Regions from separate parts of the Mus musculus genome. Here all the other regions are linked to region 3. Evidence: chromatin loops called from intact Hi-C (ENCODE). Cell type or tissue: heart. All regions are shown on one strand. Links, peaks and the distances in the headings refer to the core of each region. The heading gives the core; the rest is flanking DNA.

Region 1 (6,024 bases), core at 638-5,637, 200 kb before region 3:
GACACTTTGCATATGGCTCCAGTTATAACTACCTGTAAGTTACTGAAATATGCTAATTATCATAGCTTTTAAATCCTATGTCAGAATTTTCAATGACTACTTACTAAATACCAACACACTTCTGCTCAATACCAAGCGATGTACAAAACACGAAGAGTCAACGCTGGGAATTACAATTCCCAATCTGGTACTAGTGTTCAGGATGTTGTGCGACCTGTTTAAAGGTGACATCATAACCTATCAGTTAATGATTTCTTGGGCCAACCAGGAAGCAAAGCGCCCACCTATACAGTCTAGCCTCTACCCCCTCCTACTCCACACATACCCGGGACAGATAGGCACGCAGGTGACAAACTGACTTCTTATCCTAACTACAGGACAGTATATTTGGTACCGTGTGGCTCCAGGGGTTTCCTCGAGCCTTCAAGAGGTCCAACGGCCACAGTAGGAACTCCCAGCTGACAGCCATGCACTTTAAACCGTGCACCCGGTTAAGACTTAAAAATTCTGCCAAGCAACGCATCACATCTAAGTTTATAATACCAAATGGCTATAGTATCAAGCCAACAACTCAAATGCTGCTGGAGCTGAGTACCCTTTCCACGGCACGCACCTGCATTAACTGGGGTGCAGAGAAAAACAGCCTAACCGGACCACTCCACGCCCTGGAACACGTCCTGCGCTCCCTCGAGTTGTTTTCCTATCAGGAGCTGCTTTGACAAATAATAAGGGCCCAGGTTTAAAACCAGTGTTGGCAGGTATTGAGTTTCCGGATCCCATACCCTTGTTTTAATTTTCTCTTAGAACAAGAGAATAAAAAAAGCCATGCCTGAACTTGCAGCTCTGTCTCCATCTCTCTTAATAAGAGCAGGCAGGCAGGCGGGCGGGCAGAGTGTGAACCAGATCTGTATCTGTTTACTATGGCTGAGGCTGCCCAAACCCAGCGTGCCTCTCTTCTCAGAGAAGGGCAAACAACCAGAGGAAAGGAGCAGGAATACCAAGCAGGGGGCAAAGCCAGCTTTCCTAGCTACTGACTTAAAACTGGCCTCAGGGGCTAGGAAGGTACGGATGTATTCACCTAAGGCTGTAGGTGAGGTTCAGAGGACTGATTTTGCGCGCGCTCTCTCTCTCTCTCTCCCCCCCCCCCCCATTTCTCTCACTATCTCTCTCGATCTCTCACTCTGCACTTAACATAGGATCACAAAACACGGTCACTCTACCATCCTCCAACTGAAACCCAGGCTCTGTACCAGTGACCTTTTTTGATCAGCCAGACCACTGTCTCGCAAAGTTCATCTACACTGAATGAATGAAATCTAAGACAGTGGGAACACTATTCGGGCTTCTTTGTCTCCTTTCACTTATGATTTAATATGGCACAAATCTAAGAAACTTTCAACACTAATCATTTATCCTCTTTGCCAGAGCAGGGGGTTTGGGGTGTGTGTGTGTGTGTGTGGCATACATAGTATTTACTTGTAAAATGCCTGTGCCCACGCAAGGCTGTTAGAGAATGTGTCAGATCTGTACAGGCAGGGCAGAGTCCGCGCCCGTCCTCTCACGACTCCTACAGAGCAACTTCCTTCTTAAAGTTCATAAATTAATTTAATAATTAACTTGAAAACAAAAATAGAAACAGCAAAAACTAATGAGAGGCGCTGGCAACAGAGGCAGGCTGACTTGGGTCGAGTCCTAACTCCTCTCTGTGGCTGAGTGTTCATGGGGGGCGGGGGGGGGGGGGGCTCTACATCCAAATAATTTTTACCTCCCCAAACAAGTTACCATGCCTGAGAGGGCGGCAGTGGCGATTAAACAAGGTGATCTATGTAATCTGTCAGCCGCACAGAAGGCAAGGAAGCTAACTGTATTAAAAGCATACACCCGCCAAGTGTGTTTTAAGCCATAGGTAAAATTCCTACGTTTAGTGGTCTAGAGGGTACCAGACTAACGCCCCCGCTTCTGGTGAGTCATTTGCCTGAATTCTGGTCCTGACTCTTTTTCATGACTAAAAATACTCTCAAGATATGCCTGAAAGACATTGTTATGTTTTGAATATTGCATATATGTTAGCAATCAAACCCAAGGCCTTGCTCATGCTAGGGTCTGTCTGTCTACCTCCTCCTGGCTTTACCAGTTCCCTTGACATTTTTCAGCAACTGTAACTTTTCACTAAAGATACAGAAAGGCCAGGGCCAAGGAAGACGGCCAGTCTAAAGGATGCATGTGACACCCGTGATACAAACAAATCATCCTACGTTGAAAAGTGCAGGCACGGGGTCAGCAGTGCCCGCCATGGACCAAGACCTTCCCATTCACGCTTTCCCACTTCCTTTAACACAGCTTTCCCCTCAGCTCAGGGAAGCGCCCCGAGTGCAGAATGCAGAGGCAATACTAACTGCATTTTGGAACATCCCTCAGATTTCCTCAGAATAATCCATTCTCCCTGACGACTTCTTCCTTTGGAATTGGCCAGCAGGGTCAAGGACAGGGTAGCAGACTCCTCCTAGGCAAACTGTAGCCTCTCTCTCTCTCTCTCTCTCTCTCTCTCTCTCTCTCCCCCTTCCTCTGCACATTTTGCAAGCTTCAGGCCCACACGTCAGTGACCATTTCCACAACATGCAACACTTGGAGAGGAACAGAAGCATCAATCAATGGGGCTCCTTCCTGTTTGCCTATCTCACAAAATGGAGTCATTATAGTGTATTGGAAATCACATATTAAGGAATGTTGGTTAACCAGTCACTCTTGCCAAGATCAGATATGAAGAGAAAACAAAAGCTGGCAACCACTCTAGCTCTGATATTTCTCTTCCAGAATCCTATTTAATAAGGTTAATCTTTTAAAAATACAGTAGTTTCCTTACCCAGTTTAAAACAAAACCTGGAGAGAAACCCTAAGTCCCAGAGCTCAGGAATTCACTCAGGGCTAACTTCCGGGGCTACATCTATGATGTTAGAGAATCACCAACTCACAGTTTGAAAGGACTTATTTTTAGGTTTATTATTAATGTTTTTATGCCTTCCCTCTAGCAAATGATCAGTGAGTGGTATTTTTAGCTTAACAGCTTCTAAAAGGAAGTGAAACTGAGGCCCGAGCAGCAGAGGTGGCTTATGAAATATCGCTAGTTTTAAACGAGGCTAACACTAACAGGCCCAGCATAGCTTGCTCTTTCACGGGGCAGCAAAGTGATTGATAGTTTGGTTGAAACTACAAAAATAGGACAGAGTAATTATATCTGCCAACCTCACAACAGCCTGTTCAATGCAGAGCAGCACTGTAATTTTTCTTCAAAGACAGTCACTAGGAAGGAAAAGCCCCCTATTCTGTGGCATAAGGGAAAAAAAAAAATCCCAAACCCTTGGGCGCCACTTACAGGACAAACTTTCACTGGCTTGAGTTATTTTACTGAAGGAGAGAGGGCAGACATACATGCAATCTTTGACTTTAATGAATTTCCCATAGCTTATCTTTTTATAAATGTGTATTTTCTAAACATTCAATTTCTACATCCAACGTTTAGAAACTGGATTAAAAAAAACAAAAAACAAACAAACAAAAAAAAAAAACAAAAGAAAAATACGTTAGGTCTTTAGACATGCAGAGGGGTCTTTGGCTCTCTACTACTACTGAAAACAAACCGAAAATATCAGCATTAGATCTTCCTCTTCAAAGCATGAACGTGCGCTACTTGAAAAGGGAACCACATTGTTCAACTGAGATTCTACATGCCGTATAATCATTTCCCCGAGATTTTAAATGAGAAAATAATAAAACATCACAACAGGAAACCCAAAACACAACAACATTTCTGGATAACCCCTTCTTCATGATATAAGTTTTAGACCCGCAGATTTGAAATGAATTTCAAACCAGTTACAAAAACTGGAGGCGGGGTGTGTGTGTGTGTGGGGGGGGGGGGTGTTAGTATTATTTCAAAAGGATTGACAATCGATATTTTACAGCAAATGAAACTATCACATATAACATTTGAGGTGCACCAACAGAATTCTAGCTAGCAGTATTTATTTTAAAGACAGCTTTTACAATTATAAGCCACTGCTTAAAGAGATAAAGAGAGAGAGAGAAGAATGCGCAAAAATCAAGCAGATTACTCAGGTATTCAATTCTACCTGCCCTCACCTTGGTCCTCTGATTTCTAGAGGCAACACTAAAGTTCTATATGTCATTTTTGCAGTTGCTGCTCATGGTATATTCATAGGTGGTTATATTGACTTTATAAATGCTTAAGTGTGGCCAACTGTATTATCATATAGAAAAAAAAATCAGGTCTCACAGGACTAGATAAAATTAATTCCTCAAAGTTTGAGTTACTGTTTTTTCTTTCATCTGTAGTTGATCTGTAGTAAGAGTTGCCACCTAAGAATTATTCTGGTTAGTTTTAATCTAATCTGCACAGAAACAGGAAACCCTAGAGGAAGATACGTGTACAAGTGCACACAGGGCACACACACAGAAAAGCTGCATCGGGGCTGCTTACTGCCTACCTTCCTCCCAATCCTGCCACAGCCAGGGGTCAACACACTTTTTACTACTGGGCTTGGGGGTTGGGAGGAGGGAAAACGACCTCCAAGTAATAAACGGACCGTGATTTTAAACAATCCAGAGCACAAAAGGGGGTCAAATTACTTAGATAACTAACCGAAACCAAGGATTCCTACTGTCAGATTCGACACACAATAAAACACTCTCCACCCACAGTAAACGTCAAGAAATTCTACGGGGGGCCACAGGGTGACGATGACGAAAACATATCCAGCAACTTCACACATCCATCAAGATTTTATGCTTTTGTGTATTTTCATCAGATTTTTTTTTTAAGTATCATATACTTAAAAGAATTTCCTCTAACAGAAAACTTTCCAGTAGCCAAAACAGGGCGAGGCCAAAGAGCCGTTGGTGTAAACTATCTTACGCACATCCTACTTCTGGTGCACCGGAAGACCCCTGCGAGCAAAGCGGCAGCCCCGCACCGTCCCTGTCCCCGCCACGCAGCGGGGCTGCGGGGCGCAGTCCCCACAGCTTTGAAGCTGAATGGCTGACACATCCGGTCCTGGATCCCACAGCATTCCGCCAAAAGCTAACTTCAAAGCCGGATTCAAACTCCCAGCACCGGGCGCTCTAGCCCCCGAGGTGCGGGAGGAATTCCCAAGGACACGCAGCGAGGGCAGCCACGGAGTCCCCGCAGACCCGGCCGCCCCGCGAGCCCGCAGCGTCCGCCTGCGTCGCTTTGACAGGCGCCCCCCCCCCCCGCAGTCCCCGGAATCCCCCGGCCGCCCGGGGCGCGCCGCCGGAGCCCGGCCCGGTACCTGCCCGCGGGCGCGCGTCCCCGTGGGGCCGAGGGGCTCTAGGCTGTCACAGCGCGCAGACCCACCGCCGTCACCTTCGCGCTCCGAGCCCCCCAAACTCACTTCGCGCCGCGGGGGCTCTCAGGACCCGGCCCGGGGAGCCCCGCACCTTCGCGGCTTCCACGCCTGTCACATGTCCGCAAACAATAACAAACTCTCCCGCACGTTCCCGTCCCGTCCCCACGCCGTCCCGGGCGCCGCCCGACCTTCAGGGCTCGGGGACGCGGGCTCCCCCCCCACCCCCAACGAGCGGAGCCCCGGGAGCAGCGCGCCCCGCTCGCTTCATTCATTGCCCGCCCGGCCCCGGCCCGCCGCTCACCCGGAGGGGGCCGCTGCAGAGGGCGGCTCGGCCCCCGCGGGGCTCCGGGCGCCGCTGTCCCGCGCGGCCGCCAGCTCGGCAGAGTGGGAGCCGCAGCGACTCGCCGCTCCCGGGGGTGGCGGTCCCGCCGCGGGCTGGAAGCGACTCGCTCCTGCAGCCGCGTCCGCGGGCTCCGGCGACGGGGAAGTAGATGGGCAGGGCGGCGAGGCGGCGGCGAGGAAGAGCGGCTGCTCCGGCAGCTGGTCCAGCTCCACACTCCGCACTTTGCGCAGCTGCCGCCGCCGCCAGTCCGCGCGCTCGCGGCCCGCGCTGCCAGGCTCCCGCAGCAGCCCCGCCGCG
Region 2 (6,024 bases), core at 594-5,593, 48 kb after region 3:
AAGATCCCAAGTTTGGGGTTTTCTCATTGGCCACACCCAGTGGTATCTGTTATTTCTGCCTCGGCAACACTTGGTTGTGGTTCCGTGTGGATCTGGACTTGGAGTAGATGAGATTCTAGTGCCATGCCTTGCTTAAAGTGAGCCGGCAATTTAGCCTTTTTGACCTTGATTTCCCTCTTCTGTGAGTGGGAGGGGCGGGCTAGATGATCTTTGATTCTATGATAAGTGAACTTTGTAAGCACATGTCCACCTTCTCCGGTTAACAGCTGTGCCTGGGTGGGCCATTGGGCCAAGCAGCATCAGCTGTCGAGATGTTTTAGGCTGAAGGGGAAGCACTCCGGAATGGGACAAGGGCACCTGGTGTTGAAACCTGGAGTGGGTCAACTCTCTTAAGCCAGGGCCAACCTTTGCTTCTCCCTCCTGTTCCTGTTAGCCAGGAGGAATGCACTGCACAAGGCACAACTATGAGATCGGCAACATATTGTTTGATACTTTTATGAACAGCTATGAATCAGATTGCTGCCAAAATTGTAATTGCTACCTAGCTCACTGCCTCACAGATCACCAGGTCCCTCCAGTTTGTGGAGGTCTCTTTGGGGTTAATAATGGGCTGGTTATTTCGATGTCAAAATCTCATCTCTATTACCAAGAAAATTGCTTTCTCTCTTCCTTTCCTACTAATGGTTCTTCTATGAGGAAATTTAATTTTCTTGAGCCAGGCTTTTGGGAGAGGGTCCTTGGTCTGACCTCACCTATGGACTGTCCCTGACCTCTCCTGAGATGGACTTGCTCTCTCCCTGGACACTAGACAACCTGCATTGATAGCCATCAGTCACGGCTAATCCTGCCTGGGCTTTTGAGAACTTGTAACGACACCCAGCACTTTGTGGTAATTCTGGGATTGAGGTCCTTTGTGATTTTATTTGTTTGGACTCCAAGCTTTGTTTCAGTCCTTCTGCCTCTCAGGACGTGTTTTCTGGCTTGGGTAATGGGAAACTGTGACTTTTCTTCATGCTGCCCAAGACCTTGGGAAATGAGTGTCATTGTATCAGGCCATTGCTCTCGGCCAAATTCGTCCATGTTGCCTTTTCTAATCTACCTTCTAATCTTCCTCCCCCAACACTAGTGTAGGCACCTGGTGAAAGTTAACTTGGATTGTCCAGACTGCCTGAGGTCCCTGCTACCCTGGCTCATTGTGACAAAGCACATTGATTCATGGGAAGTAGCCTGGGAAGAGATGTGAGTGGATGATTTCAAACCTCATATTTACCATCGTGTCTTCTGTACTCACAGGTCAGGAGTATGTCTCCCAGTTGATATGGCTTCCCAAAGTGAGGCTTGTATGTTTGCACATACAAGTGTGTGTTCGTGTGTACACGTGCATATCATTACCCTGAACAGTGTTTCTCAGACATTAGCATGTTGACAATAGCCTTGAGCACTTCATTTAACCATGCTACTGGCACCTACCCTCATTTTCTGATTCTGTGCATGTGGAGTAGACCCTAAGGTTTAGTACCTTTTCCCTGGTTCTTGGGTGATATTGATGCTACTGCCCTGGGCTGCACTCATTCAGAAGTTCCTGGTTCTGGTGCTGTGAATACTACAGCCAATCACTGCAGAATCGGAGCACAGTTTTGTGCTTAGACACATGAAGCAGCCAGTTTTTCAATCTGAGAGCTATGCTGAAGACAGAGTAGAGAATAAAGGTTAAGAAATCAGTGCTCCAGCCACTCATTTATATATATATATATACACACACACACACATACATATACATATATATATGGTTCTGTCATTTTCCCTAATACATTTATAGTTATTAATCTGACCGAGCTTACAGTGGAGTAACTATACCCGGTGATTTGAGGACTAAAAGGACTTTCTATGTCTCTAGAGAAAATCCAGGTTAAGTCCTAACCTACCTGGGCTCACTGCTCTCAGGAGGAGAAGTCAAACTACCTGGGATGTGGGCTTAGTGTATGAGTTGTTTCTTGTATTACTCCCTCATGAACTTGTGTTGAATGCTTTAAAATGAACAGCTTCATCTATAATATACCATAAACCACACTTATTTTATATGTCCAGTTCAAAATACCATAATCGAAATCTAGCCTTCGGCCATTTTATCACTCTCTGACCACTCCTGCTCTTTCCGTTCCCTACCCCAGACGACCACTTCTTCCTGATCCATACAGTTGGCTTGCTTCATACACACATTCTTTTACCCGAAGATCCAACCATTGTACTATTGCAGATACAGGACTTAAACTCGGGCAGACTTTTGTGTCAAGGAGGATGGGCAAGAGCAGAGTTTTTAGAACCAAGCACTCATGGATACTGAGAGACCACTGAAAGCAGAATTACAGCGTGGGTCCTTGTGTCTTGCACCAACTGTCAGGCTTCTCAATTTACCCACACAGCGGCCTGCAGGCCTACCTCCCCGCCCAGTAGCTTCTCTTGGATTATCCCTCTCAGGCACACACCTACTCTTCATGGGTGCTGTGACTTTTTTTTTTCAGTCCTGGTTCCTGTTCTTTGCCGTGTTGCCTGTTCACGACGAGTTCTTATTTGTCCTTGTAGGTAAGAAAACTGAGATCTCAAGGAAGTGGTGGCCACCACTGAGGCACAGAAGTAGCCGGTGTCAGGGCTGGGAGTCTAATCCAAGTTTCTGACTGTAACTTCTCTACCGTGTCTCCACATCATGAGAGCAGTTCCATGGAGTCCCACTGGAATGTGCCTGGAGTCGCTAGGGTCTTACAGGTTGAGGCTATTTTTCCAAGTCAGGAAGTGTTTCCACGGGCAATAATCCTGTTTTCATTGGAACACTGGTGAGATTTGAAGTAACCCATGAATTTCCTCCTTTACGTCAGAGAACTCGAAGGGAACAACCCAACGGATACAGATGGACTCCACCAGCTTCCTCGGCCAAGTTCATCTCGGTTTGTATTCGTTGCCAGCCTCCTTGTGATGCCGACTCCTCTCTCTGGACATAATGTCTCTGCTGTGTTTCCATCTTGGAGAGACACTGTCAGTTAGGAGCGGTAGGTAGACAGTATCTGGTTCAGTTTTTCAACTACCTACCCAGGGATCATGTGCTGCTTGGTTCTAATGACTAACCATGCATTTCTATTATTAAACTTACTTAAGCCCTGGGTAGCTGACAGTTCTTCTGTGGATCACAAGTCTAGCACAACATGGATGGGTTGTCTTCTCAGGATCTTACAGGAGTAGGGTCTACTGCTATGGAGACTGGGTTCTCAGATAGAGGTACTAAAAGTTCACCTCCTCCAAGTTTGTTCTTATTGCTCCCACAGGACTATGCTTCCTGTTTGCGTACTGTCTGTTAGCAGGAGCTGTTCTCTGCTCCCAGAGATACCCACATTCTTTGGTATGGGGTCCTCTCAATCTTCAAGCCTACAACCATGTGTCAAATCCTCCCGTCTCATGGCATGGCTTTCTGTTTGACTACCAGGCAGAAGAAACTCTCTGATGGTCATATGAGTAGGTCAAACACAACTGTAATAGTATCCTGTCGTAACTTCAATGGGTTTAAACTTGTAAATACAACTCTAAAATACTTTCATAGTAGATATATTTGATTAAATAAATGTGATGGTGTTTATGTGGGTCAGGACTCTTGAAGACTGCCTTGGAAGTCTGCCCACGAGGAGGAATATGAGGCAGGCTGTCTTTCCCCCACGAGTTGCATCTCAATTGTTCCATTTTGATTGGTTTTTCTATTTTCTTTCTTGGAAAGACTTCAACGAGGAGTTATTTAGTTTAAATAATCATTGGCCACTCCTTCATCTTACTGTATCCCATGACTGACACTGTGTCTTTAATTTCACAACCCAGGAGGCTGAAGCTCAGAGGTCAAGGAGACCCAATTGGCTAGAGATGGACTTGGTGTTCCACTGCAGGCCTTTGTCACCTGCCTCATTGCCCTTCTTCGACACCATACAGGGAGGTGGCCTTCATCCTTTCTTACTACCCAACTGCTCTGACTCACAGAGTGTCATAACTAGTCCTTTGATATGACCCCAGAGGGGCGTGCATTGTTATTACTTCTATAGGATCTGTCTAATTCAAACTAGTATTCACTGGAGTACTGAGAAGAGTCAATATTGGCGTGACTGAACACTGATCTCCTGTCACAGGGAGCTGGAGAGAAAAATAGGTAAATGGCAGGGAAGGGGGTGAAGGATACAGAGTACATATGGGCAGAAAAGACAGATAGGCTAAGTAAGATGGGCCCTGCCAGAATTTTGCTCCTACTTTCTGCTTCAGTCAAACTAAATCCCCAGTGATTATGTGGGTGCTCCGATTAGCATCCTGTTATCGGCAGCCAGTTTATGTCATTTCTTAGTCCACAGGCTTCTCTGTTTGTCCTGTCCTTTACAAGGTACCTTATCGGGTTGCCTTACACACACACACACACACACACACACACACACACACACACTTGTGCACATGCACCTGCCAAGTAGCAACCAGAAGAGAAAGTTGCCTTTGCTTTTTCATTCTGTGCTGTTCTTAAAAGTCTCCAGCTCTCCTTTAAGTCTGTATCCTGTCTTAAAGTAACTATGACATTAGTCACCTTCTGTGGCACACAGTGCTTTTGGATATGGCACAGAAGCAGTTATACTAAGTGGGTTATTGTTTCAAGGAAGAAGCCGCGGTCTCCAGCTGCTATTTGAGAGATTTGAAAGTGTTAGTCTAGTTTCATGTTTTGTTTTTCTTTTTAAAAATTCCATTAAGGGGTTGGGTTGCTTTGATAACCTTTCTGCCTTAGAGAAAGCCTGTGTGTTCTGGAAACCGAGGCTTTAGCGGAAGTGGGCTAACGAAGCCACTGCACATAGCCCGAGAACAGAAGGCACAAGGAACATGGCTGCTCCTGCTGAATTGATGAAGAGTCCATTTACAGACCATGTGGGACTGGCTGGAACTCGGTGGATGAGCAGCTGTGTCATGGGTTAAGATGGGGAATGTGACATTTTGCAGGACCTTGTGGAGACCAAGGAAAGAAATGGGGCAGCTATGGGGTGCAAGGGGACACAATAGTGACATAGCTGGGGTTTGCAGCCCAAGTGTAAGAGGGTGGTTTGGAGGCAACGGATAGACTCCCTCGCTTCAGACATCCTGACAAATCAATGAAGCTAATGTATGAACCTCAGGCCACCTGCTGCTTGGGAACCTGAATTCTCTCTCTTTCCACCACCTACACAGGAAAGATGGTGGACCTGGTGGGCGCTGTGGTCTATTGCAGAACCTCTTTTCTAGAAAAAGCTCCTTGTGACTTGTGTGTCTCTGAAGACCTGCTTTCCTGCCAAGGAGAAAGGAAAGTTTGATTTGGGCAGAGGTGAAGGAAGAGGCCTCGTATGGACAAACATACATCGGCAGCTATTCCTAGTTCTCCAAGGGAAACAAATGAGCAGCCCTCTGTGGTTGGCTGAGCCAATACCTCCCAAGCATGTCTGCTCCCTCATCTCCAGAACCTATGAGTGTGTCTCCTTATGTTTACAAAAAGGACGTTGGAAATGTGAACCAATAATGCAGGTGGCCAGCCATTAGAAACTAGAAATGGCAAGAAGATGGCTTCTCTACCTCCAGGTAGAGCAATGCTCTGTTAGCCCAGCGGAATCCATTGCAAGTTTCTGGCTCCCAAGTCCTTCACTGAACAACTATGTGTTGGTTTTAGTTACTAAGTATTGCAGAAGGCATAGGAAGCACATGTATCCCTTCTATCTCCTTGACCTTTCCGGTGGCAGGAATTTTGCCTCGTTGGTTGTTGGGAGGCACTGGGCTGTGGGGAAACCCTCCCAGAAGGGTTACAGTCTTGGTTAGCTCAGCCACCTGTCTGCTGGTGGGTAACCAGGTGGTGGTGGGTAACTTGTAACCTATCATCCACTCTTCTTAAAAGTGGATGAGACCTTAACTACCTTCAGGGTGATGGAGACACAATGGAGCAAGTTAAAGAACATGGACATATTCAAGTCCTCAAATAGAACCTGGGGGAGATCT
Region 3 (6,024 bases), core at 650-5,649:
TTCTTTTCAGACAAGGATGTGTCTCGGTTGGTAGAGTGTTTGTCTAGCATGCACAAAGCCATGGTTTTGATCCTCAGAACAGCATAAAGCGGGTGTGGTGGTGTATGCCTGTAATCCCGGTACTCTGGAGGTGGAGGCGGGGGAATCACAAGTTCAAGGTCCTCCTTGTCTACTACTGGATTTGAGGTCAACCAAGAATACATGAGACAGTCTCAAAAAAAAAAAAAAAAAGTTATGCCACAGACACAGCAAAACCATGTGACTACAAAGGATGAAGGAAACCTCATTAACAGACCAAGGACAGGGGCCTTAGAAGCCAGCCTTGCCCAGTCTTTAATCTGGGATCTCCTGCTTCCAGAATCTGGAGAAAATAAGTCTGCTATTAGCTATCCTGATTATGGTATGGGTCGGGACCGCCTAGTGGATTAACAGAGTACCTCTAAGGTCATGCACAGAGCCCTGTAGGGAAGCTGCAGTTAAGCTGGGTCGTATGGACTAGAACATTTGGGCTCCCACTCGAGTCCAGTTTCCTGAGAGACTCCAGACGTGGCACTTAACCCCTCTGGGGTTTAATTTTCTCATTAAGAACACGTGGGAAATGCTGTATTTAACTTGCAGATTTGCAGAGAGAACAAAAGAGACACCACAGTTTCACCCTTCTCCCTTTCTGAGGATCTCCCAACCCCCCACCCCCCACCCCCAACTCAAAGGTCCTAACAGAATGGAGGGAAGGAAGGCAGTCTATACCTAGGGCCTCAGGTCTTCCTGTTGTATTTTTAAAGAGGAACTATAAGCTAGCAATGTTGTGGTGGTGGTGGTGGTGGTGGTGGCTGTTGCTTGTTTTTGCTTTCTTTGCTTTACCTCAGAGTAAAAGCCTCTGAGGTCACCGATATCCATTTGTGAGTTAACAAAGCAAGGCATGCATTTCCCAGTTGCCGGCAAAACAATCAGTTGTCATAAATTACCACAACCAATTAACTGCCTTCCGGACATTGGGCCTTTGCCACGTGGAATGAGAAACCAATATCCTCAGGATACTCATTTGATAGAAACGATAGAAATGGTAAGGACAGTATTCACACCCTGGATGTTTGGTTGTCATCTCTGAGGTCACTTGTGACCACACCGTGAGCTGCCTGCTTAGGCTGTTTGTGGTAAAGCTAAGCTGGCCAGGCTCTGAGAGCCCTTTCTACTCAGTGAGAGACCAGTTAGGCTCTGAGTTTCGGGAGGATGGAAACGGGAAGAGACAAAGATGCTGCCGTTGGCTGTAGGGCTGTGGTGTGAAGGGGCTTTCTGTAGCAGCTGTTGTTTCTGTTTCCGTGGCAACCAGCAGAGAAATAGCCGCACCCAGTGCAGGTGCACAAGAGTTGAACGCAGGCCGGTTTCCTCCAAACAGCCCTGGCAAGCCAGAGTTGATGACCTCGCGCTCCTCCCAGGATACAAGCTGAAAGTTTCAATGTGTGGACACATGGATGCGTGGAAACTCTGAATTCCAGGGGCTTTGATGACAAGATCTGTGGCAGTGCCCCAGGGGTTGCCGTCCCTGTTGGCTCAGCTAAGCGGAGCCCAGCTTGGACGGACCTCCAGGGTCTGTCGCCTGGCTTGGCTCAACCTTCCTGCCTCTGGTAGCTACATCTCAAAGTCCACTGTTGCTGGGCCAGAACTGAGACTCACAACTCCCTCCTCAGCCTGGATGAGAAGCGGGCTGCCAACAGTGACTATCTCAGGGGTCTTGGTGCTTGTCTTTACCTAGCAACTCTGCTAAGCGTATACACCTAGGCTCTCCCTGGGCAAGAGCCCTGCCTCTGGCAGACACAGGTTCAGAACTCAGTCTCCACCCCCACGACTTTCTTACATGCCTTTTTCTCACTGCTACTGCAACCAAGACATCACAGATGCAGCAAGCCCCACCCCGGGACCTTGCATGCGCCTAGCCTATTTCTCTGCCTGGGTTGTTTTTCCTCTGTGTCTTTTCCTTTTGTTCTTCAGTCTCCTCAGCTGTCGGTCCCATTTGTGAGGATTTTCCTGACTGGATGTGAAAAATGCCATTCCCATTCCCAATCTCCACCATTTTCTAGCACCCTGCTTAATTGTTTCTTCATGTCTTACATGATGATGATACACACACACACACACACACACACACACACACACGGACATACACAATGATATCAAAATATCAGCCTCAGAAGCCAGGGAATTCGGTTTCTTCTTGAAGCCGCAGTGTCTAAAATTTCTTGTCCTATATAACAGTGAGCACTTAGCAGATGTAAGTTGCATACGTGACTGACTCACCAGAATGGGAGAAAAGATGTATGCACATATACTTAAATATGCATTAAGGGTATATTTTCATATATTTGGTCATCTTTACACCTGGCTGTCTCTTTGAGCACTTTTGGTCTGTTTCTGGCAGGAGCCTTTTCTGTGGTGTTTCTAGACAGCCACACCCCTGCAGCACTAGTCCTATCCAGTGGACATGGTAGAACTCTCTTGGGGCATTGACTTGGATACAAGGGTTGGTATGGGGGACTCTGGAGGCTTTTTTTTGAGGGAGCCTGTTATTAACATCTTGCCCTTCCTGAGGGCTGTGTTTATATTTATTGAGTGTGGGTGACAGAGGCAGGGTGTGTGGTAGAAACAGCCGCTCTTGAGATGGGAAACGGACAGGAAGTAATTGGAATCATTATTATCTGTGGGTCTGGTGTTCCTAGCTGCCCACTGAGCGGCAAGAGAGAGGCGCCCTGGGAAGGGAAGCACTTTCAGTCATGACACACTCACGTGGCCTGGCAGCTTCCTGCCAGATGGTAGTTGTCCCCGGTGACACTCTGCATTTTTCTTTAAAACACACTGTAGAGATAAGAGTTGCTTTTGACGAATGTGAGAAAACTATGCATTGGGGGAAACATGGAGAGGCTGCCAGCAGCCAGAAAGCTGCAGTGTGAAATCTCCTTAGAGAACCCCTTGCGAGTCGGCTGGCCACACAGGCCGCATGTGGATCCCTCCCACACCCTCCAGAACACCTGACAGGACCAGGGTCTCTGTGCAATGAGAAGAGACGCTCCCACCCAATTAGAAAGAGACTGCTCAAAGGAAAGAAAAGGTTTGCACAGCTAACACAACACAGGGCGTGCCAAAATCATCCCGCCCTAATTCTCCTGTCAGCAGAGTCACTTTCCTAAAGAGTCAGTGACTCGTGACTCGCTCACTATATGCCACATCCCCCACCCCACCTCACTGTGCACTTCCACCCCACTCAGGACCTCTGCCCACAGAGCTTGTTTTTTTTTTTTTTTTTTTGTATTACTCAGGAAGGGTATTCCCCAAGGATGACATCTCAGAAATCCCATCCAGAGCACAATGACCTGTACTCTGCGATGGCCACAAATGTCATATTGCTGATCTCGCTTCGTACAACACACACGGCAGCTGCTGGCCCTTAAAGGAGGAGTCAGCGGGGGCTCTGAGACCCCCATGTCCGAAGCTGATTTAAGAGCAGGGAAAGAAACGAATTCCATCTGATGTCTTTACCCCAGAGATTGTTCAACATCCTTCCTAGGGCAGGAAGAGCAGGTGACTGGGACATTGGATGCTTGGCAAGCTGGTGGCCTTCCTGCTCTGGCATGCTCTGCTGGGATTTTCATGTACAGAGAATGACCTTTGCAAACACACAACGAGCTTTGCAGAGATGGCCAAACCCTGGCCACCCTCAGCAAGCTCAACTCCGAAAGAGCTCCTTTTGCTTTTTCCGACAGAACTGAACAACCAGGAAGAAAGGCTTAAAAACAAAACAACAACAACACAAAAAACCAAAACAGTCACCAAAGATCTTGGTCCAGTTTTAGAGCTCTCTCCCTGACCCAGAGAAGAAATCGGGAACAAATAGTGAGAGGATATCAGATGGCATGCAGCTTGCATGCCTAATAGGTGTCCTGGTGGAGATGCTGCAGGGCAGGGACCCTCTGGGCTCCCTGGCCTGACACATTACATGAAGACTCAGAGATTTGGAGATGAGAGACGAGAAAGAGCAAGTTGCTTGGGCCATTGTATGCAGTAAAAACTCTCTACCCCTCGAAGTTCTTTTGACCACACCCACTGAACTCTGATGTTCAGAGGTCATCTTCTATCTTGTCTCCCTCTTTGAAGGAAACCTGTGTCTTCAAGCAGCTCTAGGCATAGGTTGTCTCTAATGAATATAGTACAAGGGAAGACTGGGGCTTAGACAGACATGGTCTGATTCCTCTGACTGTCACTCAAACCCGACAATGGCTCCCCATCTAAAAGTTTCAGTTCCTTGATGTTGAAGAGGTGTGTGGGGGAGGGTGTTTTATACGACACAGGATGATAATGCTTCCCCTTCAGAGTCATAGACCAGTTAACAAAAACCCAGTGCTAAACATGGTAAGCTTCACTTCCAGTTGTTGGTCAGAGACATCCAAACAGTATAGACTGTTGTTGTTGTTGTCGTCATCTTTGGTGCCTCCTAGAACCTGAAGGTAAGACCCATGGTTGAAGACACTGCATGTTCAGACCCCAGGCTTGGAGTGATCAAGATGGAACCAATCTGAAAGCCTTCTCCCTGAGAACTAGCTCCCATAGTGTCCAAGGGTGCTATGCAAGCTACCAGGGAAGACCAGCAATGACCAGCCCAAGGAGAACCCCAATAGTGCAATGGTGGCACTCGTTGCTCAGGGGTAACCAACAGCTCTCTCACTGGGCTTAGGCCTGCTTAACAGGATGGAACTCACACGTGGTACAGTCAGCTTAGCCAAATATGCATAGCTAGAGAGGTCACTGGCCCCAGAGGAGAACCTGCTACCCCTATTTTTTGAAAACCAACATTATTTCTTAGTTGGGGTTTCTATTGCTGTGTCCATGACAACTCTTATAAGGAAAACATTTCATTGGAGCTGGCTTGTAGATCACAAGTTTAGTCCATTATCTTCATGGCAGGCAGCATGGTGGTATGCAGACAGACATGGTGCCGGAGTTCCACATCTGGATCTGTAGGCAGCAGGAAGAAAATGAGACACGCTGGGCTTGAGCATCTCAGATCTCAACGCTCACCTTCAATGACACACTGCCTCCAACAAGACCACATCTACTCCCACAAGGCCTCACCTCCCAAAAGTGCTACTGTCTATGAGCCTATGGGGACTATGTTCATTCAAACTACCACAATTCCTAACTGTTTTAAGTACATCTGCTGGTATACACACGCAAGTATAGCTCCCAGGCCTCATCAAATAAGCTTCTCCTTTGCAAGAGATGGAAACTATTATGGAGATCTACAACTGGTCCAAATACGGGGAATAAGCTACCACGGGGTACCTGCTCTAGTTGCTACATTTACTATGCAACCTCTGTACCTAAGGTGGAACTGTACATTGCGGAAGAGGGGACGGAGCAATTGTAAGAGTCAGCAGGCAGATTATCTGCCACTAGATAACAGCTTCTAGACATGACAGGGAAGCTACAGCTCTGGTTGCCTAAGCAAGAGCTTCACGGATCTTGAAGCCCCAATAGTAACTGGAGAAAAACGCTTGGGAAATTATATCCTTGGTGCACAGCTGGCTGCATCTGATGCAGAAGATTAGGTGAGTGTGAAGCTGCAGCAGATGGTCCAGTGATCCAGGGCTCGGGACTCTTTCATTTCCTTCCCATCTCCTAAAGGCTCTAAAGGCGAGTCATTTGCTGAGGCTAACACTGGTAACGTTTCGCTTTTGTAACTAGGGAAGACCTGCATCACAGACCCACTGATTTTATTTTGCTCTTGTAGTTTCAGTATTAAGAACATTAGTGAAGGAAGTCTTCCGCCCCCTTTATGACTCGAATGAGAACCTGCAGAAAAATGTAATCCTGATTACAGTTTCCCACACTTCGTTCTTCTTGAGCAAATGGTTTGTTTCCGAGAAATGAGGTTGCGTCTGTGACTTTTATTCCATAGTGACTTTGTATTTTGTTAACTCAGCCTTACCTGTCTGGGTGGAGCAAATTTTCTTGTTTACATTCCCATTTCAATGT
Region 4 (6,024 bases), core at 630-5,629, 210 kb before region 3:
TTAAAACCAGGTCTTTCTGTCCTCAAAGCTTTCTCCCCTTCCACCTAAACCATGATGCTTCATATATATGTGAATGTATATGTATACATACATATATACTATTGCATACTATTTCATGTATGCAATACTTACTATTGCATACATGAAAGCACCAAATAGAACCATTACCCACCCCACTGCCGCCTTTTCCCATCGGGTTCGGAAGGTAATACTTGGCTAGAAACATGAAGAACATGAAGACTATGGTGGAGGCTCTTCTGGGCTCAGGAGTCAGGGATTGGGTCTGTTCAGTGTGGGTACTAGGATCATATAATTTCTGTCAAATGACAGGTGCAATTTCCCTACGGCACGAGGACACGGCATCAGAAACAAAGCTTCCTAGAGCAACCTTGGTGACCAGCATATTTAAACGTGGGACTCTTACATGATCTCCATCTGGTCAGAAGCTATGTGGATCACACACGCTCTGTGATAACACGGCCCGGGAAGACACTCAATGCTTGATGATTTTAAGAACAGTACTAACTTAGTTACTAGGCATGGGCATCGTTTCAAAGCTCTCTTAGAGACATCTAAAGCTGTTAAGAACATTCAAGCTGTTAAGTAGCGAGTGCAAAGCATGGGTTTCCAGGCTGTTTTACACGAAAACATTACTGTTGCGGTCTCATAGAAGATTAACTGCATCATCAATGTCATCCCTTAAAAGACACAGAGCCACTCTCCATATTGGCGTGCAGGGAACTGGAGAGCATCAGGGGCTGGAGGGGGGCTAGGAGCGCCTGCCCAGGCTTGGTGGCAGTGCAGCCACAGTGACATCCTACACTGAGGTCCAACTCTCTAGCACAGGCCTCTTTGTGGGCACCTGGCCTACTTTGCCAAGAACCGGGGATAACATTACCAGAAATGCTTAATTTGTATCAACTCATGAAATTATGGCTTATTTCTCACTTTTGGACAGGGTCGCATATATCAGTTAAAACCCACTGTGACCAAGGATGGCCTCGAGCTGCCTGCCTGCCCAGCTTTCCCTTCCAAGTGCTGGGATCATCGCTACCCCTGGCTCACATTAGCTTCTGAGGGCTAATCTGAAAGTATAACTTTTGCCATAACCGAGTATTTTATAATTTTAAAACCATCTTCTCATGACTATTAGCTATTCGGTCAGTTAATATTCATTATTTAGGCATCTGTCATTTCAAGATATATCTTAAGCTCAAACAACAACAAAACAAATGACTGGACTCCTGTGAATTACACTTGGTGCTTCTGACTTCACACACACACAACACACACACACACACACACACACACACATTCTATACCACGTTCTAACTCCTTAAAGTTGTGGGTTTAAAAGATTTATTTGTGTGTGTGTATGTGCGTGCGTGTGTGTGTGTGTGTGTGTGTGTGTCTGCATGTGTCTGAGTACTGCCCATGGAGGCCAGAAGAGAGTGTCAGATCTCTCAGAACCCAAGTTACAGATGGCTGTGAGCTGCCATCTTGGTGTTGGGACCCAAACCCAGGTCCTCTGCAAGAGCAAAAATGCTTGTCACAGCTGAGCCATCTCGCCAGCCCCTGTAGTTGTATTAATTAGTTCATGATCTTGATATAAATCCTTTTACAGGCTGTATAATACAGAGGAACATGTCGCAAGTACGGATCAATTCAGCCCGTAGGTTACATATCCCTTAAAAATTACCAGATGCTTGTATAGTTCAGCAAAGTGGAAAATCTAAGATACATGCCAAGTAATTAATTAAGCCATGTTACCAAAAGTGTATCAACCCTCTAAAAATCATGACTACAAAATTATGAAATAGCATTCCTTAGCTAAGACGCTGGCATGTTTGCTAAGCGTCCATGTCTCAGCTTCTCAGCAGAGAGCACACTATTTATTATTAAAACCCTGAGACTGAAAAGGCCCAGGTGGATCGCACTCCTCCGTAGGTCTGGATTTGCAGGTGGATCCCAGGAATCCCTGCAGTGACAGGATCATCTCAGTAACAGGATCATCTCAGTAGCAGCCCCACCCCTGAGAGTGCAGCTCCCAGTAGATCATGGCCCCAGCCACATGCCATATGTCACTCTCCCTAGTCACTCTTTAGAATAGTTCTCTTCTTCTCTGCCAATGTGTCCATCATGAGACGAGCCAGTTGGTTGGGACACTGAAACGTGCAAAGTGCTGTTTAGATGGTGTTAGGAGCATCCTGGCTGCCGGCTGCCCCTTTACTGCAAGATGAACCAACTAGAGCTGACTGCCTTGTCTGGAAAACCCGAAGGTCACAGGAAGGGAAGGGGATCAGGAAAAACGACGCTTTGCTCGGTAGGGGGCGCTCTTTCCTTAAAAATGTAATTTAGACGATTATTAATAGCAAAGGTAGCCTGCCCACAAATCACTTCGAACAGAAGCAGCACTCACTCTGACATCCTGCCCCAAATATAGCTGGAGTCAAGGTCTTCCTAAGTATGCCTTCCTCACCTCAGGGGCACCCTGAAGCCGTCCTAAGTGCCAGTGTCTTTTCACTTTTGATGACTCAGCAGGATCACACTTCTATGGCTTTACGCTGGCAGGGCTTGACTCATGACTGTCGGGTGCGTGCTTCTAAACCTCCCGTCGGAACCACTTTCCAGTTTTAACAACAACCGTGTACTGGGCGAGAGTGTGACAGAAACTATTATTCCCACTAAACCAACAGCGACTCCTTCGTGAGCACGCGGGTCAGCCAATGCTCTCTGTCAGGAACAGCAATCTCACTTAACTCTCAGTCAGGCTGATAACGGACGACACAGTTCTAAGCCTCAAGACTTTCAAACTGAAACATGAAAACCACTTGGCAGTGTTCTGATAGAACCTGAGTTTTCCTAGCACGAGGGAAGGGAGAACAAAAGCTAACCCTACCATGCTCTCCCGAGGTGTGTCCCCCCAGGACTGGTGCCCGTGCTCCCTTCATGCAGTGCTCCCTGGGGCACGGCGGACTTTTTTTTTTAATTGGAATTATTCCTTTGAAGGGAGAGTGTTTTGCCTGCATGTCCATAGGCGCATCCGGAGTGTGCTTAAGTACCGGAGGAGGTCAGAAGAGGGTACTGGAGTTACAGTTAACTGGGACCGGAGTGAATCAACAGTGCTCTTAACTGATGAGCGGCCCATCTAGACCCCCTCAGCCCCACCCCTTTTATCAGCCTATGGGCTCACATTTCCAAGGCCCTATGGTCAGTCACCCCATACTGCCCTAGACACTAACTGAGCTCCCCTCAGGCTACAGCCCCTGTAACAGTGCAGAGAACCTTCCTCCAGCCTCCTCAGCACACAGCTCCTCACTCGTCTGTCTGTCCCTACCACCAGACTGGGAATGAAGACAGAAGTGGGTTTCAAGTCTACTATCACTGTCTTACTAGAAAGGTTGGCACAAGGGATGGACTAGGCAAGTACATGCTGAGTAGGGTGGACTGTCCTCCTCGGACTGGGTCTACCTGAGGGCAAGATTTGTCTTACTCAGCTTTCAGTTTACAAGCAGTGCTAACGGATGCCCCTGGTATTTGCAGATGCTTGTGAAGGAAAAAAAAATGCCCTTCCTTCCTGTAGGAGCCTCCGAACCAAAAAGATCCTTCTCTGGTAGAAACATCTGCTGTGCCCTGAGGGGCGCTGCATGGAGAAGGGAGGTCAGATGCTAGGCAAGAGGTTTAAAGAGACAGAATTTGGCCCCAGGAAAACACCAAGGCAGGATTAGCAAGAAACCACCCTGAGTCCAGATCATTTGTCCTTAGTCAGGGGGCTTTCCCATTGCTTGAAACTTGCCCATGTGATCTAGTTAATTTGATTTTCCTGAAGTTAGTGACAAAACACAGCCCCGAGGAAGATCCAAGAGTCTGTGTCGGGGAGGCGGACAGCTGTGCCGTCTCAGCCAAGCAACCTGGGAGGCAGTGGAGAACTAAGGCAGTCAGGGGGGTGGTGTCCAGGGATGGCAAGTGCAGGAACTGCGAACCCAGACACAGGGTAAGATAGAGCTGGCAGGAAGCAAGCAATGCTGTCTGCACATAGTAACTGTATGGGTGGTGGGCTTTCTTATGACATTTCATACATGTGTGTAATATACTCTGATGTCCACCACTACCCTCCCGATACCTCATCCCACTGGCCCCCTTCCTATCAAATAGTCCTCTTTCTACTTTGGGGCCCGTGTGTGTATGTCACTCACACACACACACACACACACACACACACACACACACACACAATTCCACAGAAGAGAGAAAATATGCCGTATTTATCTGAGTCCTGCTTACTTTAACATCTGTGCATTTTCCTGCAGACAGCATGGCTCCGTTTTTCTGTGTCCGAATAGAATTGCCTTGCGTATGCTGACAGCACGCTTTCTTTACCTCGTCATCCACGGATGGGCGCCTAAACTGGCTGTCTACCTTGCAGAGAGTGTAGATAACTCTGCTGTATTCTGACTTAAGACTCTTTAGGAATCTGCTGGGGGTGGGACAGCTGGATCACACAGGAATTCTGCTTGTGTTTGTCTAAGGAACCTCCACGCTGGCTTCCACAGTGGTTAAACTAGTTAACATTCCTACCGGCAGGCCACAGCCCCCAACTCAGCTGCAGGTGCTGGTTTCCCAGAGGCAGGAATCTCAAAACAGCCTTTCCTTTTGGGTTTTTAAGACAGTGTCGTCTTACGTAGCTAAGGCTGGTCTTGAACTCACTATGTAAGTGAGGATGACCTAACCTTCCTCCTCCTATACTCCCCTCTGCTGGGGTCACACCCATACACTACCATACCCAGCTCCGTGGAGTTTTGGTTTGCACTTCTCCAATGGTTATGGATACTGACATTTTTCCATGTTCAGCATGTTCACCTGCTGGTCATTTGTATTTCTTTTGAGAGCCGCCTACTCATTTGTGTAACTATTGACCGGGTTATTTTTATGAGTCTTAGTTCTTTATATATACTAGGTATTCACTCTGTCAATGAGCAGCGGGGGAAACATGTTGTGGGAGCTTTTCTAATTCTTGTAGTTATCTTCTGAGCCACTGCAGACCATTCAGGAAGTCTTGTCTACGTTATATCTTAAAGCAATTAGGTCCACGTTAAGGCCTCTGATTCACTCTGGAGTGGTTTGGTACAAGGTGAAAGGCCTAGTTTCAGTCTGAGTGTGGATATACGGTTTTCCAGCACCATTCTGGAAAAGCCTCTGTAAATTAAGAGAAAACAAGGCAGACACTCAGGTGGCTGCACCAGCGGCTTTGTCTCCCAGTCCCGTCTTTTGTCCTTAAGCACACAGGCTTCTCTTTACTGCAGTAGCGGCGCTTTGAGTTCCGCAGCTTCCAAGTTTATCCCAAGACTTGCGGGACAGGCAAAGATACACAGCCAAGGTGTAGGTAAAAAAAAGCACGTGACTAAAAGACACAAATGAATTAAACCAAGCCACAAGACTTGGTCCGTTCTGTTCATTATTCCCGACTGCACTTTGGAGCTGGGGTATATAGCTCAGTGGTGTGATACTTGCTTACCCAGCACCACAAGAGAAACCAAGACAAAAGCCAAAGGAGTAAACTGGGTGATTGGGCAGGCTTGTACTGTAGGCCCAGGAGAGGGAGGGGACAAGCCGGGACTATTTACCGGTGTTCTGTCCCAAAACAGAACAATCAAATAAAACTCCCCTATCTTATAGATACGTTTTTACACTGTCCATCCGAGAAAGCTACCCATGGGCAAGAGAGAAAGCTACAGAAAGTGTTTCTGTATGTCTCATACTGTTTTGTCTAAACAATTACTGAGACTTTGGTATGCTCTACTCATTTCTGGAGTACTCAGAGATCACACACTAGGTGTTGCCACCCTCTGCTTCTCCAATAGCCCAGTTTAACTGTTACCAGGCACACGCATGCTGCGAAAGCCGCAAAAACGGATAGACGGTACCCGCACAAGCTCATTTGAAAGGACAGTTAGGATCACAGAACAACGGACTGAAGTGTTAAAGCAGGCATTTACAACATTCTAACACAAGTCCAAGAAAACA
Region 5 (6,024 bases), core at 484-5,483, 260 kb after region 3:
GAAAGCCAGAAAGAGACTTACAAAACGGTCCTGCAACCAGACCTCTCTCTGGATAACTAAAGGAAATGAAAGCAGTCTATCAAGAAGCATCTTCATGCCAGTGTTCACCACAGCACGACTCATGCATAAGACACCAAAATACATGTGCTCTGTGGAGTGCAATTCAGCCATAGAAATAATGTAATCTTGTCATTTGCAAGAAAATAGGTGAAACCAGAAATCATTGTGCTAAGTGGAAAAAAAGAAAAAGAAAGCAGGCACAGAAAGGTAAGTACCTCAGTTAGCTTAGGGTGGCTTAGGATGTGAGGACCGAAGTGCACGGACCCAATCCTTCTGTTTACTGCTCTTCCTGTGGGTGCAGTAGTAGTAGTAGTAGCAGCAGGGGCAGCAGCAGCAGCAGCAGTTGGCTCCAGCTTTCAGAGACCCCAGAACCAGCCTTTTCATGCCCCTCTGAGAAGCCAGCCTTAGATTGGTGATTCCAGAAAGCTTTACTCAGCCCTGGATTATCCTCAGAGCAACAACTCCACCTCTTGACTTCTGTTTCTCCAGGCCTTCACTGGTCGTTGATTTCTTCGTTAATTCTTTTCCTAAAGCTAACTTCAAGTCCCATAGATCAGTTTGAAGTACTCAGCTCAGCAGACAGGCATCATCACACACACCTTTAATTCCAGCACTCAGGAGGTAGATGCAGGTAGATTTCTAAATTAGAGGACAGCCTGGTCTCCATAGTGAGTTCCAGGCCAGCCAGGGCTACATAAAGAGAGCCAATGAGTTGCCATCTGTATTTGGCCATCTTCCCAAAACACCCAGAACACCACCAGGTCTATAATGTCTTTCAAATCACTTAATTACAACAATAAAAATGTAGATTAAAATGCTCCCTGTGAATAAAATGCTCTAAACATTACACTCCAGCAGACTCGTTGACCATGTCTCCCAGCAACTTTGAAGGAGCGGCAAGGATGATCATCTATGCCTGTGAAACTGTCTCCCCTAAGCAAAGCTGATTTTATGGGTTTAAATTCTTGCGTTGTACAAACATGAGCAAACATACATTGTTCAATGGTCCCTGATGTGACACAAAGGAGAAAGATAGCCACTCTTTCCTTCTGATGGTGTCCCTCAACTTCACTCCCCCCCCCACACCACACACACACACACACACGCACACGCACACACACACACACACGCACACGCACACACACACACACACGCACACGCACACGCGCACGCGCACGCGCACACGCACACATACACACACTTTGTAGAAACAATAATGCCTCTTTCTAAAGAGGTTTGAGATTTTTCTCAAGGTCTAAGATTAGGATTAGAAAGGGAAGGAGGTCACGTGGCTTTGTGGGCCATTTAGCACCATCGCCTAACCATTAAAAATTCTACAGGAAATTTTGACTTAATGTCTTCTTTGCCCTTGACAGGAAAATCACTTTGGGGGATTCTTGACTATAGTTTCTAGACCGATTTATCCTGGAAGATCCTTTTGATTCTCAGAGATTACCCCTCCTCTTTCACAGATGCCTTCTGGGCTGAGCAGCTAATGTATGTCGTCATCGATGTGCACGCAGATGTTTCGCAACCAGCTTTCAAACACTGCGGTTTATATCTAGAATCTAGAAAGCCGCCCCCCACCTCCTCCCAAAGACCTGTGTACTAAAGACTTAGTCAACTTGGCATTACTGGGAGATGACAAACGTTTTAAGAGGCCTAGTAGGAGGTTGTGTAGTCCTTGGGGCCCTCCTCTCTGCCTCTTCCTTTTCTACCACATTCTGACCACATGGTCAACAGTTGCTTTACCACGGCACCGTGATATGATTCTACCTTGCCTTGTTACACAAGTTCACATGCAATAGGACCAAGTAGTACCTCCAACCCCATGGCCAAAGCAAACCTTTCCTCTTTGTAAATTTGAACGTCTTTGGGTATTTTGTTGTAGTGACAGAAAGCTGGTTAACACAGGAGGAAGGTCCTGGCTTTCCACACTTGCACATTTTTATGGCCCTAACAATCCTAACAATGGATCCTGTCCATCTATCTATCCCCGTGATATCCCTTAGGTAGGCTGCAGAAAGAGATATATAGAGTTGGTTATCACAAGCTTATTCTGACCTGGATGCTTATAAACACTTATGAGCCAATTACACCCACCAATATCACTTAAGCAATGTGTTCAGGGTACCATGGAGATAAGGATTTAGGAAGCTAGGCTGGAGTCCTCCGTTCCAGGTGTTTGCACGCTTAAGCCAAGGAGATGATTTTTCTGTGTCCATGACTGCTCAGTGTCCTTGAGAGCCCTGTATCCACAATCTACAGAGGTACATGGGATAGGACGAGAACAAGTGGACAAAACTCAAAACTCTCAGTGTTTTAAAGTTGAAACCAATCTCCTCGCCAAGGCCCATGAGATCAGACACTTCTTTCTTCCCAGGCATCGGCTCTACCTGGTCAGAAATGTAAACTCCAAGAGAATTTAAACTGGCTTTCTGACTGTAGAGGGTTTGCAAGTTTGAGAAATTAAAGACAGAGCTAGCTATAGGCAAAGCCTGGATGCTCTCTGAGATGAAGCACCTCTGACCCCAACTGGCTGCTGCAGTGCACTGCATCTCTAGATGGCCAAGTCTCAGTGTGTAACCTGAAGGGCTGGATCTAGCCTGTGCACACCTTGACTTGGTTTTGTTATTGTTGATGATGATGTTATTGCTGCTGTTACTGTTGTTGCTGTTGTTGTTGTTGCTGTTGTTGCTGCTGCTGCTGTTATTGTTGCTGCTATTGTTGTACTTCTCAGGGTGGCAAACAATTCTGCTGCACTATACAGAAATGATCCAAGAGAAAGTGTGCTTGGTTTTCCATTTCTCACTCTCTGGTCCTTTTGCTGCCAAAACCCTAGATCCTCCTTCTCTGTTTAAGTCCTTCCTGAAGATTTCAGTGCTGGACATGAAATTTTGCCCACCAAGTTATTGGTCAGAGGGGCCCTGGAGGGATCCAGAACTATGTAGGCTGTTGTTTGATCTTGGTTGCCAACATAACTAAGTGGGGTTCAGGGGGAAGTTCTTTTGCTGAATACACCATACACTTTAGTTGAAAGACATCAAGAATTCAATCTCAAACTTATCAGGAAGTTCTCTTCCTGCTGGCTAGTTTTCATGGTGCTGGAGGGTGTTGGGAAGTTGGCTCAGGAAGAGAAAACAGTGGTCTTACCCACATGCTATGTGGTGTTACCCACATAACAACCTGCCAGCGCATTGTGCCCACTGATACATAATAGTTGTAGTGGTAACCAATCATGTTCTGATTGGATTTGAGACCTATTTCACTGGAGGGACTTCATATCTGGCACTGTAAACTGAGTTAAAAACTATGACTAGAGAGATCTAGATAGTTCCAGTTTTAGACGAGGGACTTAATGGTGTTTCCTGAAATGGTAATGTGTCAAGCTGCCTTCTCACTATTTATATTTACACTCATAGATTGTGCTGCTCTCAAGCTAGGTCAGAGAAGTTTCTTTTTGCCCTGATGCAAAGACTCAGATCTTGTAGAAGTGCTGTGAACAAGTGAGTGTGAGAATTCAGCAGTAGATGGTTCTTCTATATCACCTCTACTCACTCTCATCCAAGGCTCAAGGAAGACATGACAGACGAAGGTACGGGAAGAATGTAAGAGCTGTAGAATAAGGAGGGGCACTACGTTCCGTGAAGTGCTGCGTTCCTAACATAACAGAGTTGTTGCACACCTATTAACTCACAGCATCTCTGGCTGGCTACACAAGACCTGTATAAGATCAAGCCAGTCAAAGTCCCAGCATGGATGGAGAGGGGGTTACATGATGGAACTAACATTCCATTTCTAACATCGAAGCCACTGACAGATGATGGCTGTTGAGAGACAGAGTCACATTTGTGGGGGAAATGTAGCCAATAATAGATTGCCTGTGTCCTACTTTATGTCCCCATGCTTAGGCACTAATTGACGCTAGGGAGTTAGTTACTAGTAACATTAGTATTTATAATTAAAGAAGGCATGAAATTGGGAGGAGGGTGGGCTGGTGGCGTTCTGAGGTAGTTTGAGAGAAGTATTGAAGAGTGGATATGATTACAGTACATTGAATACATATATACGTTTTTCAAAGATTTAATACTATATCTCCTTCCACCACCTATTCTGTGACATCGTCACCCAAGGCACATACTTTCTTCTGATGTCCATGGTGAAGCTAAACCACTAAACAGCAACCAAGCAGGCCTGGGTCAGGCACTGACTCTCCAAAGGGGGCTAAAGCTTTCAGTGAAGTCTGAGGCCACAGAGCGCCGTATGGAGTTAGGATGCTCCATCTATGGGTGTGCTCAGCATCCGACCCATCCATCCAGTCTGGTGTTTCTATGACATCTCTCGCCCTGGTGCTCATGGTGCTGGTTCATCTCAGCTCTCCTCCCTCTGCCTCTCCTAAGTGCTGGGATCCCAGGCCGCCAACCTCACATTTCCCAGTAAGGCCTGACTGACTCCTCTTTGCTTCTTTAGGTGTCAGCTTTCAGCCACAAAACCCAGTCTCTCTTCTTAAGAACTTCTTAAGAACTCTTCTTACGCTTTCTGCTCCTGTTTCTCTGCTCAAACAAAGTGTGGGATTAGGCTCTTCGATGTGGTGAAAGATGCATTGCTCTCTTAGAGGAGTGACATTTAACCCCCAGGATCCCCAGTGCACGCACAAAAGGCCCGAGAAACTCACCTAGTCTCCAGGGAGCACAGGTGCCCTCGTCTGCATTTGAAGTAGAGAATAACATTGCAAACACATCCACCTTTGGCAGAAAAACAGAAAGCAGTTGTGAATCCTTTTGAGAGTAGAGAAAACTGAAGGAAACAAAAGGGGAAGAAACAGAATTCTGACTCTGCTGGCATCAGGGGTGGTTATTTTTATGTTTAACTTGATTGGATCAAGAGAAACCTAGGTGGGTAGAGAGGCACACCCCAGTGCGTGTCTGTGGTGGTGTTGCTAGACAGACATAAGGGTTCTGCTCTAGCCAGTGGATGAATCCCTTGAAGGGCTCGGTTATCCAGCAGCAATACAGAGAGAGAGTGAAAGGTAGGCAGGAGGTAGGGCTTACTCAAAGGAGCTAAGTCACTGAGTCTATGTCCTCTAGAGCTGTACCTGCCCCGGTCTCCTCCCCTCTTCCTTTCTCCATTCTTGTCCACAGTGAAGAAGATCTTCTGCCCCCATGATATTTATCCCAAGTGCACGAGGCCAAGCAGCCATAGACAAAGCCCCCAGAAACCAGGAGCTTACTTCTTTTTCACTATGTAATTAAAACTTCCTCCCTTTAAGTTGTTTATACCACATAAAAACTCACACATATGACAGTGTCCCAAGGCTGGGTGCTGGGTGAGATGGAGGAACGCAGGACCAGCCCATGTTCACTATAACCTCTCGGTGAAAAATGCTACACATGTCCTAGGTCTTTAAATCAATATTATTTTATCTTTCATGTATTCCTCTGCTTGTCTTGTGGCTCCCCAGCCTGGTAATATCCAAGGTATAGAAAATAAACTCTTTGTCTCAATAACTATCTATTAGCGCCAGCACACTACTTTATTTTGAGCAAAATGCTATCTAATGAGTAGCACCGAGTCAACAGCTTTATTGTTTCTTGGCACATGGCTGTGAGGTCCTCAGCCAGCGTCTAGTTAGATTTGCTATATAAAAAATCTAAATCCTGAAGGTGAACTTTATTCCATAATGCTAGCAAAGAATGGTTAATAGGTTTCTTAAAAGCATGTTAATGTGCCTATCATATTTAGACTATATAAGGGAGTGCAAAGATTACCAAATGTTGGGGCTGGAGAGATGGCTCAGCGGTTAAGAGCCCTGACTGCTCTTCCAGAGGTCCTGAGTTCAATTCCCAGCAACCACATGGAGGCTCACAATCATCTGTAATGGGATCGGATGCCCTTTTCTGGTGTGTCTGAAGACAGCTACAGTGTACTCAAATACATTAAAAAATATACCAAATGTCATTAAGT

The links. Peaks named below come from ENCODE experiments on the same cell type or tissue, not always from the same donor. Only the 100,000 strongest peaks of a DNase experiment are listed, where the experiment ranks them.
Region 1: it touches region 3 in a loop (2.0-fold over the local background); 5 of 42 quality-filtered maps call a loop at or near these places.
Region 2: a loop joins it to region 3, with 2.0 times the contacts of the local background. A loop is called at or near these places in 3 of 42 quality-filtered maps.
Region 4: it touches region 3 in a loop (5-fold over the local background); 6 of 42 quality-filtered maps call a loop at or near these places.
Region 5: a loop joins it to region 3, with 2.3 times the contacts of the local background. A loop is called at or near these places in 10 of 42 quality-filtered maps.

Annotation. Positions count from the first base shown.
Region 1 is chr13:111,802,818-111,808,841 of GRCm38, forward strand. Map3k1 (mitogen-activated protein kinase kinase kinase 1) reads right to left here. Exons shown (of 20, transcript NM_011945.3): 1 at 5,686-6,024. Among named protein-coding and RNA genes, the nearest start is that of Map3k1, 3.2 kb to the right of the region's middle. In heart, for the core only: CTCF peaks have their summits at 3,372 and 4,443; DNase peaks (open chromatin) are centred at 2,404, 4,634, 5,064 and 5,244; H3K4me3 peaks cover 1,621 bases; H3K27ac peaks cover 2,068 bases.
Region 2 is chr13:112,048,232-112,054,255 of GRCm38, forward strand. Gm15322 (a long non-coding RNA gene) reads left to right here. Exons shown (of 3, transcript XR_382921.2): 3 at 1-1,723. Among named protein-coding and RNA genes, the nearest start is that of Gm41061, 9.7 kb to the left of the region's middle. In heart, for the core only: no CTCF peak of the experiment used is centred there; a DNase peak (open chromatin) is centred at 2,860; H3K27ac peaks cover 900 bases.
Region 3 is chr13:112,000,031-112,006,054 of GRCm38, forward strand. All of the region lies in intron 1 of Gm15322 (a long non-coding RNA gene), which reads left to right. It overlaps Gm15323 (a long non-coding RNA gene), which reads left to right and starts at 979. Exons shown (of 3, transcript XR_382920.1): 1 at 979-1,063. In heart, for the core only: a CTCF peak has its summit at 2,708; DNase peaks (open chromatin) are centred at 1,361, 2,961, 3,081 and 3,591; H3K27ac peaks cover 1,752 bases.
Region 4 is chr13:111,786,005-111,792,028 of GRCm38, forward strand. All of the region lies in intron 1 of Map3k1 (mitogen-activated protein kinase kinase kinase 1), which reads right to left. Among named protein-coding and RNA genes, the nearest start is that of Map3k1, 20 kb to the right of the region's middle. In heart, for the core only: CTCF peaks have their summits at 2,319 (motif pointing right) and 3,070 (motif pointing right); DNase peaks (open chromatin) are centred at 2,046, 2,387 and 3,196; H3K4me3 peaks cover 1,193 bases; H3K27ac peaks cover 2,043 bases.
Region 5 is chr13:112,257,010-112,263,033 of GRCm38, forward strand. No RefSeq gene overlaps it. Among named protein-coding and RNA genes, the nearest start is that of Ankrd55, 28 kb to the right of the region's middle. In heart, for the core only: a CTCF peak has its summit at 2,610; a DNase peak (open chromatin) is centred at 2,582.